Linked DNA regions of Homo sapiens: regions 1, 2 and 4 are each linked to region 3. Evidence: chromatin contacts called from ENCODE Hi-C data. All regions are on one chromosome and are shown on one strand. The core of a region is the stretch at or near the end of the contact, and the rest is flanking DNA. Distances in the headings are between cores, read along the strand shown.

The links. Hi-C counts contacts between places; a loop is a spot of excess contacts on that map. Pooled maps may share reads with other maps.
Region 1: a map with no recorded cell type shows a loop between it and region 3 (10-fold over the local background). The contact joins the enhancer-like site here to the promoter of LINC02977 in region 3. A Hi-C loop is called at or near these places in 9 of 37 single-sample maps with no recorded cell type and 2 of 50 pooled maps.
Region 2: a map with no recorded cell type shows a loop between it and region 3 (4-fold over the local background). The contact joins the enhancer-like site here to the promoter of LINC02977 in region 3. A Hi-C loop is called at or near these places in 2 of 37 single-sample maps with no recorded cell type and 6 of 50 pooled maps.
Region 4: a loop to region 3 is called in a map with no recorded cell type, with 4 times the contacts of the local background. The contact joins the enhancer-like site here to the promoter of LINC02977 in region 3. A Hi-C loop is called at or near these places in 4 of 37 single-sample maps with no recorded cell type and 3 of 50 pooled maps.

Annotation. Positions count from the first base shown.
Region 1 is chr9:110,801,179-110,803,878 of GRCh38, reverse strand. MUSK (muscle associated receptor tyrosine kinase) reads right to left here. Exons shown (of 15, transcript NM_005592.4): 15 at 1-2,700. Among named protein-coding and RNA genes, the nearest start is that of MUSK, 130 kb to the right of the region's middle. Within about 2 kb of position 1,303, at least 2 of the 41 ENCODE cell types and tissues checked have a DNase peak (open chromatin) inside an H3K27ac peak, as active enhancers do.
Region 2 is chr9:113,509,833-113,512,532 of GRCh38, reverse strand. All of the region lies in intron 12 of RGS3 (regulator of G protein signaling 3), which reads right to left. Among named protein-coding and RNA genes, the nearest start is that of RGS3, 47 kb to the right of the region's middle. RefSeq lists enhancers at 145-234, 485-534. Within about 2 kb of position 1,377, at least 13 of the 41 ENCODE cell types and tissues checked have a DNase peak (open chromatin) inside an H3K27ac peak, as active enhancers do.
Region 3 is chr9:112,039,007-112,041,706 of GRCh38, reverse strand. LINC02977 (long intergenic non-protein coding RNA 2977) reads left to right here and starts at 1,283. Exons shown (of 3, transcript NR_186812.1): 1 at 1,283-2,700. SUSD1 (sushi domain containing 1) reads left to right here. Exons shown (of 17, transcript NM_022486.5): 17 at 215-924. The coding sequence ends at 215. RefSeq lists enhancers at 1-35, 1-640, 36-675.
Region 4 is chr9:110,140,105-110,142,804 of GRCh38, reverse strand. The region is part of intron 8 of PALM2AKAP2 (PALM2 and AKAP2 fusion); the gene reads right to left. Among named protein-coding and RNA genes, the nearest start is that of C9orf152, 67 kb to the left of the region's middle. Within about 2 kb of position 1,289, at least 11 of the 41 ENCODE cell types and tissues checked have a DNase peak (open chromatin) inside an H3K27ac peak, as active enhancers do.

The DNA.
Region 1 (2,700 bases), core at 54-2,553, 1.2 Mb after region 3:
GTCTACCTTTTTGAATGTATATGATGATTCTACCATGAAAAAAAATCTTATTTAAAAAAGTAAACAATATTGGTGAATAATGCATCTATACTCCTGTGATTCAGAACATTAGATCGAGCACTTAGGGAATAAGTCAGTGATCTTAACTTGAAAATGTAATTAGAACTCATGAAAAAATAAACATGTCACCTATTAGATGTTATGATTAACTTAAATTGATAATGCTGAAATATACTTTTTTTGCTATTCATTAAAAAGACTTAGGAAGTTAATAGAATAAAATATAGATATAGAGTGTGCTTGAAACGACATGCAAATTACAAATCACTTCCACAGAGTTACTGAGGTTCAGTTATTGCTTCTATCATGTACAGAGGCTCTACAGTATAGTGGTTGAGAATTCGGCCTCTTTTGGTCAAAAAGTAGGCTCTGTTGCTGTGTGCACTCGGGCCAGTTGCACAATCTCTCTGTGACTGTTGGAGGCTGAGCTTGCAGTGAGCCAAGATCGTGCCACTGCACTCCAGCCTGGGCGACAGAGCGAGACTCCGTCTCAAAAACAAAACAAAACAAAGCAAAACTAAAATGTATATAATGATAGTACCAACATTACAGGGATGTTGTGAGGTTTAAGTTCATATATTTAAAGGCCTCAGAATACACATGGTAAGATTTCAATAAATGCTAGCTGATATTATAATTTTTATGATTACTGTTACTCTATTTTCTGTCAGCCTGACTTCTATGTCTGTCTTTTACAACAAAACTTTATCAGCGGAGAAAGCCCGAAGCTGTCTTTGAATTTTGCAGAGCATACATGAACCATCTAAAATAAGCCATGGATATCTATGCTCAAGTTCTAGACTTGCTGGTGGCCCTCTCCAACTTTTCTGCTTTGTTGGCATCTTGACTTTCTGCTTTAGACACACGCTGCAACTTTATTCTTTATTCAGTCATTTGGATTACAGTATCAATTTTGGACTTAGACTCATGATTTTTATCTGAAGCACTTCTTTAGGTCTCAGTCCTAAATGCTGACCTCGCTATTTATGAACCAGAACTGTGACTAAGGACCGCCTTACTGTCGTTGTATCCTACAGAATCTGTTCAGGTCTGAAATGAGAGGAAGGCCAGCTAATAGACAGGGTGGGCAACGGTAGAGGTTGAGTCATTGGCTCTTGGGTTGAAGGGAAGAGGATGTCAGCAGGAGGATTTTAGGAAGTAAAACTAATAGAAAACTGATGATGAAAGAGAGGGCAAAGTCTAGGAAAATTTCTACATTTTTGTCTTGGTTGCCTGGAGACACTATGAATAAGAAATGGCAGGTTTCCCACCAAAGATGTCAAGCTGTTACATGAGGCAGATTTGGGGATTTCAGGCAGAGTTTTCCAGCAGACAGCGAAAATCTACTTTCAAGAATTCACACCATTCCTCCAATGCCCTAACTACCAATTAGTCTGAATTAAGATAAGCTGGTATAGAGTAGACTGTTATTTTCTCTTCCCTGTTCGTTTTCAGGAGAATTTGGGTTCCTGCTATATCAGAAATAAACTCAGATCATGTATGGACTTAGATAAAGATGTATTGTGTGAGGATCCACTGAGAAAAAATCTGAACCCCCAGGAATCTGAGTTCCAGAGCTGCTGCTTTTTTTTTTAAATCATGAAATACAACAAAATCAGTTAATATGTCATGCACAAAGTTGTTAAGCAGAACGATATTAATTCTACAGCCAACTGAATTTGTTTCTAAAAGGAATAAAATGTCAGAATGCACAGAAATATCAGTTTTGAAATAACTCAGAGCCACAAGTGTATCTTGTGAAATCTCATATTATAAATTATGGTTTAAGAGATTTAAATAGACTCTAGTAATAATATTAATAGGTGAGAATGTTGAAATGTGTGGCTTCAAAGGCAAATGCAGGAAAAATAGTAATACTTTGCAAAAGGCATATACATATCAATCTACAATGGTATTTAAAATGTTATTATTTCTGCCAGAGTGTTTATTACATGAATGAAATAAAAGAAAAAAATAGCTTAATAACTAAAAAAGGACAGAAGTCCTGGAAAGAAGAAGAAATAAAGATTAAAGCAATGGAAAAGATACCAATACAATTTTTAAAGGAAAAGGTAAATCAGTAAGATACAAAAACTTGTTTCAAGAAAACTGGAGGAATAAAATAAGCAGACTTAATTCATGACAAATGCACAGAAAGGAAAAAAGGAGGGGCACAGGACAGAAAAGGGAACTCAGAGTTACAGGCTTGCTGATTTGCTGTTTCATTCCTTAGAAACCCTCTATCAATAAAATGTAACCACAACTCTGCAGAATACAAACAAATATAAAATTATGCATTAAATGCAAGAAAGATTTAATAAAACACTAAGACTCGTCTTTGGGGGGAGACAGAATGAGTGGCTTTTCCTTCTTTTTAGTTTTCTGTACTTCACCTAAGTGTCTTACATGACGATTAAGCTACTTTCACAATGGACAGGAATTAACTCAATTAAAAAATGAAGCTCTGAATCCCATTTCATATTAAAATTTAATACAGCAGAGCTTTACTCTGTGACCAGCTACTTTGGAAACTGAACAGGATGACATTCTTCCCTGTGCAGTGTGTATTACAAACCTTCATGAAGAAGAATAGTTGTCTCCATTATCTGACACATTTCCTAGCCTGTGTTTCCAATCACT
Region 2 (2,700 bases), core at 128-2,627, 1.5 Mb before region 3:
CTCACCAAGCAAGGTAAGAAAAACAAGTTGACTCCCCCCGTGCCCCTGACAAGTGACCACTGATCATAGACAAATCTGGGGGCAGCGCTCAAACCATGATAACTCAAACCACTTCCTGCCTCTTCTGTGAGTCACGGAGAGAGGAGTAGAATGAGCATGAGCCCTGGATGGGCACAGGAGGAACAGATACAAGGAAGATGTCACATAGCTCCTTGTCTGATCTGGCCCTACATATCAGTCCCAGAGGGATGTGTGCTGCCAGGCCCTGGACCCTTTGTTTAAAGCACCATCCTCAGTCTCAAGATCATCACTGAATTTGAGTTGGATAAGACACCCGAGCTTGATCACTGACTTCCCAAGTCAGAGACAGTCTGTGTAACCCTGAACAGCTTCCTTCCTTCTCTGAATCAAAGTTTTCTCCACTTTGAAGTGGAGATAATACTGATTGCTGCCTCGCTTGCCCCAGGGCCAGTGGGAGGTTCACACAAGAGACCTGATGGAAAAGAGCTTGGTGGATTGTACCACAGTGTGAGTAGTCAGGGGATTATCACAAATCCTAAGCCTCCAAGTAATCCACCTACCAGGGTTAGTAGAAGGATAGGCAGGGCTGCTCGGTCTCAAACCATGCTGTGAATGAAACCCCATGGCCAGCCTGGATCTAGACAGTCTAATTTAACATGGTTAAGCCTACAGCAGAGAAGGCAAAACCATGCAGGACTGACAAGCAGATGACTGGAACAAAATAGACCAAAAGTAAAGATGGGTACCAACTGTAAATGCCAAAATCTGGGTCCTGGGCCCCCAGTCTCGGACTTCTTAAAAAATTGATTTCTTCCCTTCTCTAGCCCAGGGGCCCAGGGCTGTCACAGAATCCTCACCAAGGGCCTCACCTGAAGTACCCAACACATAATTCTGCCTTCAGAGAGGAAAAGTCGGCTCAGCCCCATTTTGTAGACAAGGAAACTGAGGTCTGGAATGGTAGGGTGACTGGTCATTTGGCTAGTAAATTATACAAGGCAGGATTAACCCAACCTATGCAGCAGTCATGCCCTTGTGCCCAATCTCCACCCACCCCTGGATAATATGTGGCTAGTGGGAGTGGCTCTGTAAAACTGATTTTTTTTTTTTTTTAGAACAGTACAGCTTGCAACCCAGTTACTGAGCTCTGTGAAGGCAAACTCATTTACTTCCCACCTGCTACCGATGTCTGGTCCAAACCCCCATATCACCCTTTTCTCCTCCAACACCTGCTTCACCGACCAAATACAGTAATTACAGGGCTTTGCTCCCAGATTCTGAGGCGAGCCCTGGCAGCCACCCTGCCCTGGCAGTGGCGAATCTGAGGCCAGGTCACCTTTACAGGGCAGGGACAATGCCAAGGGCACCAGCAGCCCTGGGAAACATGCCAACCACAGCCGGGCAGGCACTCTGGGCTCCGGAAGGGCACCAGACCCTATTCAACTCAGGATGGCTTAACTCTCCCTCCTATTCAACTCAGGATGACCCAACACTCCTGAAGGGCTATCTCTTGGCAGCCCAGCCAGAGGAGGGGGACTAAGAAGCCAGCACCCTGGTGACAGCCTTAACCTCTGGACAATCCCAAGTGTGTTTAAGGGAAATTGTGTGCCCTGAATTTCACCCTTTCCTCTGAATCCTAAAATTGTGAGCTACAAAGACTTGATCCCTGGTAAAGAGTGAAGATTTATTATTATGAAGAATACATAAAGTAAGGTCAGGATCTTAATACAATGCATTCAAAGAGCTAGCATGGTTATTAATATCATCATCATTTCCTCACTTGTCCCTTTCCCCATGGCTTAGATAACTGTGCTCTTGCTGACTTACTATGTATTATACTCTCAGAGGGGAATGAAACATGGATACAGGCTGGGAGCACAGAAGGGAGACACAGAAGTACCTCTCAACTGAGAAGGAATCAACCCCAGACACCAGCCTGTGTGCATGGGCCCACTCCAGGCAGCACACTTCTCCAGCCCCCCTCCTCCACGACCAGACTCCAAAGCCTCAGAGGCAACCCAAGTCGTTCTCCTTCAGTCAGTCACACAACCAAAATTCTACTGAGTATCTGCCATCCGCCAGGCCCTGGGTCCTGCACTGGACCTACAGAAATAAGCCAGGCCCAGGCCTTGACCCTAATGAAGTCCCTACTTAGCTGCAGCATCTCCACTCTAACCTAATGTGCCAACCAAAAGCTTTTTAAAAACTCATCATTGATGGAATACTACTCAGCCATAAAAGGGAATGAATTAACGGCATTTGCAGCGACCTGGATGAGATTGGAGACTATTTTTCTAAGTGAAGTAACTCAGGAATGGAAAACCAAACATTGTATGTTCTCAACGATACATGGGAGCTAAGCTATGAGGACGCAAAGGCATAAGAATGATACCATGGACTTTGCAGACTTCGGGGGAAGGATGGGAGGGGGGTGAGAGATAAAAGACTACGAATGGGGTGCAGTATATTCTGCTCGGGTTATGGGTGCACCAAAATCTCACAAATCACCACTAAAAATCTTACGTAACCAAATACCACTTGTACCCCAATAATCTATGGAAAAATAAAAAATAAAAATAAAACTCATCATTGAATTGCTGTCGGACTTCTCCCCAGAAGGAACACAGATTTATTTCCAACTGACCAGGCTCAACTGCCCAAATGCCCCAGACCGGAGAGAAA
Region 3 (2,700 bases), core at 34-2,533:
TGTACCTCCAGGTAGCATGGGGGATGCCTTCCCAGGAAAAGAGCAGGACCAGTGATGGCTGCCCTGGCCACACACAGAGGGGTGGCTGAGCTTCCATGCTGCTCCCCCTCGCCTCCTCCCATGGGTGTGCGTGTGAGCTGTGCATAGAGATGCACAGTGGGAAAACCAAAGTGTGTTCATATTTGTCTCTTTTCTTTTCCTCCTCCATGTCTAGATGGCAGATGGACACTGAGTGGGGAGGATGCACTGCTGCTGGGCAGGTGTTCTGGCAGCTTCTCAGGTGCCCGCACAGAGGCTCCGTGTGACTTCCGTCCAGGGAGCATGTGGGCCTGCAACTTTCTCCATTCCCAGCTGGGCCCCATTCCTGGATTTAAGATGGTGGCTATCCCTGAGGAGTCACCATAAGGAGAAAACTCAGGAATTCTGAGTCTTCCCTGCTACAGGACCAGTTCTGTGCAATGAACTTGAGACTCCTGATGTACACTGTGATATTGACCGAAGGCTACATACAGATCTGTGAATCTTGGCTGGGACTTCCTCTGAGTGATGCCTGAGGGTCAGCTCCTCTAGACATTGACTGCAAGAGAATCTCTGCAACCTCCTATATAAAAGCATTTCTGTTAATTCATTCAGAATCCATTCTTTACAATATGCAGTGAGATGGGCTTAAGTTTGGGCTAGAGTTTGACTTTATGAAGGAGGTCATTGAAAAAGAGAACAGTGACGTAGGCAAATGTTTCAAGCACTTTAGAAACAGTACTTTTCCTATAATTAGTTGATATACTAATGAGAAAATATACTAGCCTGGCCATGCCAATAAGTTTCCTGCTGTGTCTGTTAGGCAGCATTGCTTTGATGCAATTTCTATTGTCCTATATATTCAAAAGTAATGTCTACATTCCAGTAAAAATATCCCGTAATTAAGATTGTTCTTCCCTTGGTTAATTTTTCTGTTACTAAGCGTCTTCTAAAAATGCTCTTTGCCCCCTGTTAGAAACTGAGATTTGGTGGTAGTGTAGTAGCAATGCTTAAAACAGTATTGAGCCCATGGCTAGACTAGAGTCCATGTGTGTTTCAGGGGAGGGGTTGCCATAGAGGGTGACACTTCTTTTATCTAAACTTCAGTAACTATGAATGTTACTCCATTATGAACTATGAAACATTAGATATAAGCGGTGCTGGACCTACTGTGAATATGCTAAGTTGACAGCTGGAGTCTATTTGATTTTACTTTTAAATCATGAATTGGCATTCTTTCCTCTTTTTTTTTTTTTTTTTTTTGAGATGGACTCCCACTCTGTTGCCCAGGCTGGAGGGAAGTGGCGTGATCTCAGCTCACTGCAACCTCTGCCTCCCGGGTTCAAGTGATTCTCCTGCCTCAGCCTCCCATGTAGCTGGGACCACAGGGCCCCCCCACCACGCCCAGGTAATTTTTGTATGTTTAGTAGAGATGGAGTTTCACCATGTTGGCCAGGGTGGTTTCAAACTCCTGATCTCAGTTGATTCGCCCACCTTTGCCTCCCAAAGTGCTGAGATTACAGGTGTGAGCCACACGCCCGGCACTAACTAACAATTTAACTCCAAGACTCAGTAAGAAACGAATGGGGAAGGAAAGACAGAGGCTTCTGGCATCTCTCCTTCTCCCTTGCCTGCTAGGCCTAGAGAAGAAAAACCATGGAGGAGGGGAGGTGATACTGCACAGCCTCAAGATGCAGCATAGACGAATGCAGTCCTTAGCAAAAGGAAAGGGCTTCCCAATGCAGTGGGCCGGTGTGTTCACCGGCTTGCTGGGTGTCAGTGAGGGAAGACTCTGAGTGCCTTGGGCTTATGGGCAGATGAAGAGACAAGAGGAACAAGTACAAACTGCCCATGTAGCTGCTCCACCCCAGGGAGTCCAGAGTGTATCCGCTCTATTGGGAAGAATTAGAGAGAGGCGAGTAATATCCTGACATTCAGGTGTTCAATGCCAGCTGTCAGCCTCTGGCCCCTGCCAGTGTTAGGAATGATTCCCCTGTCCTCTGGGGTACTGCCCTCCGACGACAACTTAGGATCAGCATTTAAAACCCTTTCTGCTCTCGTCTTAGGTAAATTATAGACCAGAACGGGTCTATAATGGGGACAGGTCCCCATCCTAACCCCCAGAGACCGTTTCTCTCAATAGATGAATACAAATAGCTCTCAATTTTTAATTTTTATGTGCAATAATGCAAACATACTTTTTTTTTTTTTTGAGACGGAGTCTCACTCTTTCTCCCAGGCGGGAGTGTAGTGGCGCTATCTCGACTCACTGCAAGCTCCGCCTCCCGGGTTCACGCCATTCTCCTGCCTCAGCCTCTGGAGTAGCTGGGACTACAGGTATCCGCCACCGTGCCCAGCTAATTTTTTGTATTTTTAGTAGAGATGGGGTTTCACCGTGTTAGCCAGGATGGTCTCGATCTCATGACCTCGTGATCCACCCGCCTTGGCCTCCCAAAGTGCTGGTATTACAGGCATGAACCACCACGCCTGGCCGCAAACATACATTTTTATAGCTCCTGAACTAAATTGGGTATCAATACAAATTACTGTGGTTAGTGTAGGGCTCGGCCTCTGATGAGTGAGGATCTTTCCTCAAAGCCCACCTTTGTCCAAAGAAAGAATCTGAGCCTCCCCTTGACTTATTTTATTTTTTGCCAGTTTTGTAAATGCTGTATGCTTCCA
Region 4 (2,700 bases), core at 40-2,539, 1.9 Mb after region 3:
GTCTGGCTCCAAATCTATTTCTGTTTTGTTTTAAATCTCTTCCATTAACTTACTCTTAAATATCTCAAATGTGCCAAGTTCTCTATTCCTTTTGAGCCTCTCTTAGGTGCCCTTCCTTCTCCCCTACACCCTGAGCCCAACTTTACCCCTTCAGTTCTCAGCTTAGACAGTAATTTCCTAAGGAAGGAAGACTTTCTTTATCCTCCAAATGATATGGTCTTCCTTGTTTGTGCTCCTACAGGTCTCTGTGCTTCTCTGTCATAAAATTGCCTCATTTGTTTAATGTTGTTTCTCTTACTGAACCATTAAGTTCCCTGAGAGCAGGGACTATACATTTTTATTCACCTCTGTATAAACAAATGTCACTCAAATTCTATTTAAGTGGAGCTTCTTCCTTTAAAAGTCAAATAAGGGCCAGGTGCAGTGGCTCATGCCTGTAATCCTAGCACTTTGGGAGGCCAAGGCGGGCGGATCACCTGAGGCGGATCAGGAGTTGGAGACCAGCCTGGCCAACATGATGAAACTCTGTCTCTACTAAAAATACAAAAAACAAACAAACAAAAAATTTAGCTGGGCATGGTGATGGACACCTGTAATCCCAGCTATTCAGGAGGCTGAGGCAGGAGAATCACTTGAACCTGGGAGGTGGAGGTTGCAGTGAGCCGAGTTTGCCCCATTGCACTCCAGCCTGGGAGACAGAGCAAGACTCTGCCTCAAAAAAAAAAAAAAAAAAAAAGTAAAATAAGAACCAACAAGATAATTTCTAGATACCCGGTCATTAACAATGACTATATCCTTTTCAAAACAGAACTTCTATCATTCATTGTCCATCTTTTAAAAGCAAAAGCACTAAAAGCAAAAACAAATAGCATTTCCACACCAGGGGGATGGGGTTTCTGTCTAGATAACTTTTGTATGGAAAGAATTAGAAGATTTCTCCTTCCTTACCACATCTTGGCTCTCAGTGGATTTTATTTGCTTTAAGGTTTTAGGATTCCAGCATGCCACCAGCATGATTTCTACCAGAGAAGTTAAAAATTATATTTTTCATCACCTAGTATCCAATCATCAATCTGAGTCACACAACAAACTAGTGGAGTCACTTCTTCTGGCATGAAATATGAAATGTGCCGCAGGAACTTGGTAACACCTCCATTCACAAAACCACTGAAGCCAGGAGTTCTGACCCTAGCCATGAATTGTCTAGTTTGGCTGCTCAGAGTCACGTGTCAGCCTTCTCCCCGATCATGAACTTGGAGGTTGGCCAGCCAAGCAATACTCCAAAGATTTCCAGGCATGAACAGGAAGAAAATTGTATTTTACATTCCGTTTCTTTCAACTCATGTTGTAATTCTGGGAAGCCCGGGTGCCTGCTTTAAATGTTCTAGAGATAAACATGAAGGAATGACATGTATGCATATCATTATCATGATTGTACTCAATACGACATCAAGATTGGAACAGACTTGCACGGATGAATTACCATCCCCTTGTAGGGACCAGAAATCAATCCTATGGGGGTGGGATATGGGAGAAGAGATCAGCATTAGCATAGAGGGAAGTACTGGGGAGATTGATACTGGGTTGCTGGGATGCCAGTGGCAAGCCTTAGGATGCTGACTTGTTTAAGGCAACCTCGGTCCTGGTGGGGAAGCCTGATGGACAACAGCCGGTGGGGGAATCAGGAGAAAGCATTGAAATGTCTTTATATTAGACAGTTGTTTATGTGCTAGAAATAAAGTTGGAGGTAATATGGTGAGGGGTTCGATTAAGAGATAGAGACAGAGAAGCCTGAAAATACTCATGCTACGGTCTGAATGTTTGTGCCCGCCCCCCCATTATTCATTTGTTGAAACTTTATCACCAATTTGATGGCATATATTAAGAAAGTCACTGCACTCTTCCTCTTCTTCCTCCCTTTCCTTTCCTTCCCAAACAACTCAGTCCAAAAGTCACTAGGCCAGGCTGAATAAGATGGTACCTGCTGTAGTGTTGGAGCCCAGGGAGGGTAAGGAGGGTGTTGGTGAAGGGTCGTGGCAGTGGCCACCTGGAAAATGATGTCGGAGCCCAAGTTTGGTGAGGAAAACAGGAGACTGGTTATACTGGAGTGTGGGGGAAGGAGGGCTAGTTAAATAATAAACATATTACAGATAATAAAAACTAAGTATCTTTTGTCAAGAAGGTGGTCACAAATATGGAAAGGGAGAAAGTATGAATGAACTTTTTATTAAATAAGAATTAAAAAGCATCAGGGCAAACTCATGGTTTTCAAGAGAGATGTGTGTAATTTCTAATTCTGTCCACTGAGAGTGCCTGGGGCTAGTGACAATGCAATAACAATGAGCACAGCTAGCACTCAGATCTTTGTTTCTAAATACCATTCTCCATCATCAGAAACTAGTGCTCTTCAGAGAGACGACCGATTTCAGGGTTGGGAAAGTATAAGATGAAACTGGAATATCTTGCGATGCCAGAAATTGAGGAAGCATTCAAAGGAAAACGGGGACATCTCCAAAGGACATACAAGTTAGCCAGAAAGGGCTCCCGTGAGCTGTAACTGAACAAGTTGCGGATAAAAATAATAAAAGAAATGGATTATAATCCATTGAATATCACAGGAATCCATTGAATATCACAGGAATCCATGAGATCATACCGACATAAATAAATGAAGTTTGATAAGAAATGGGGTGAAAATTG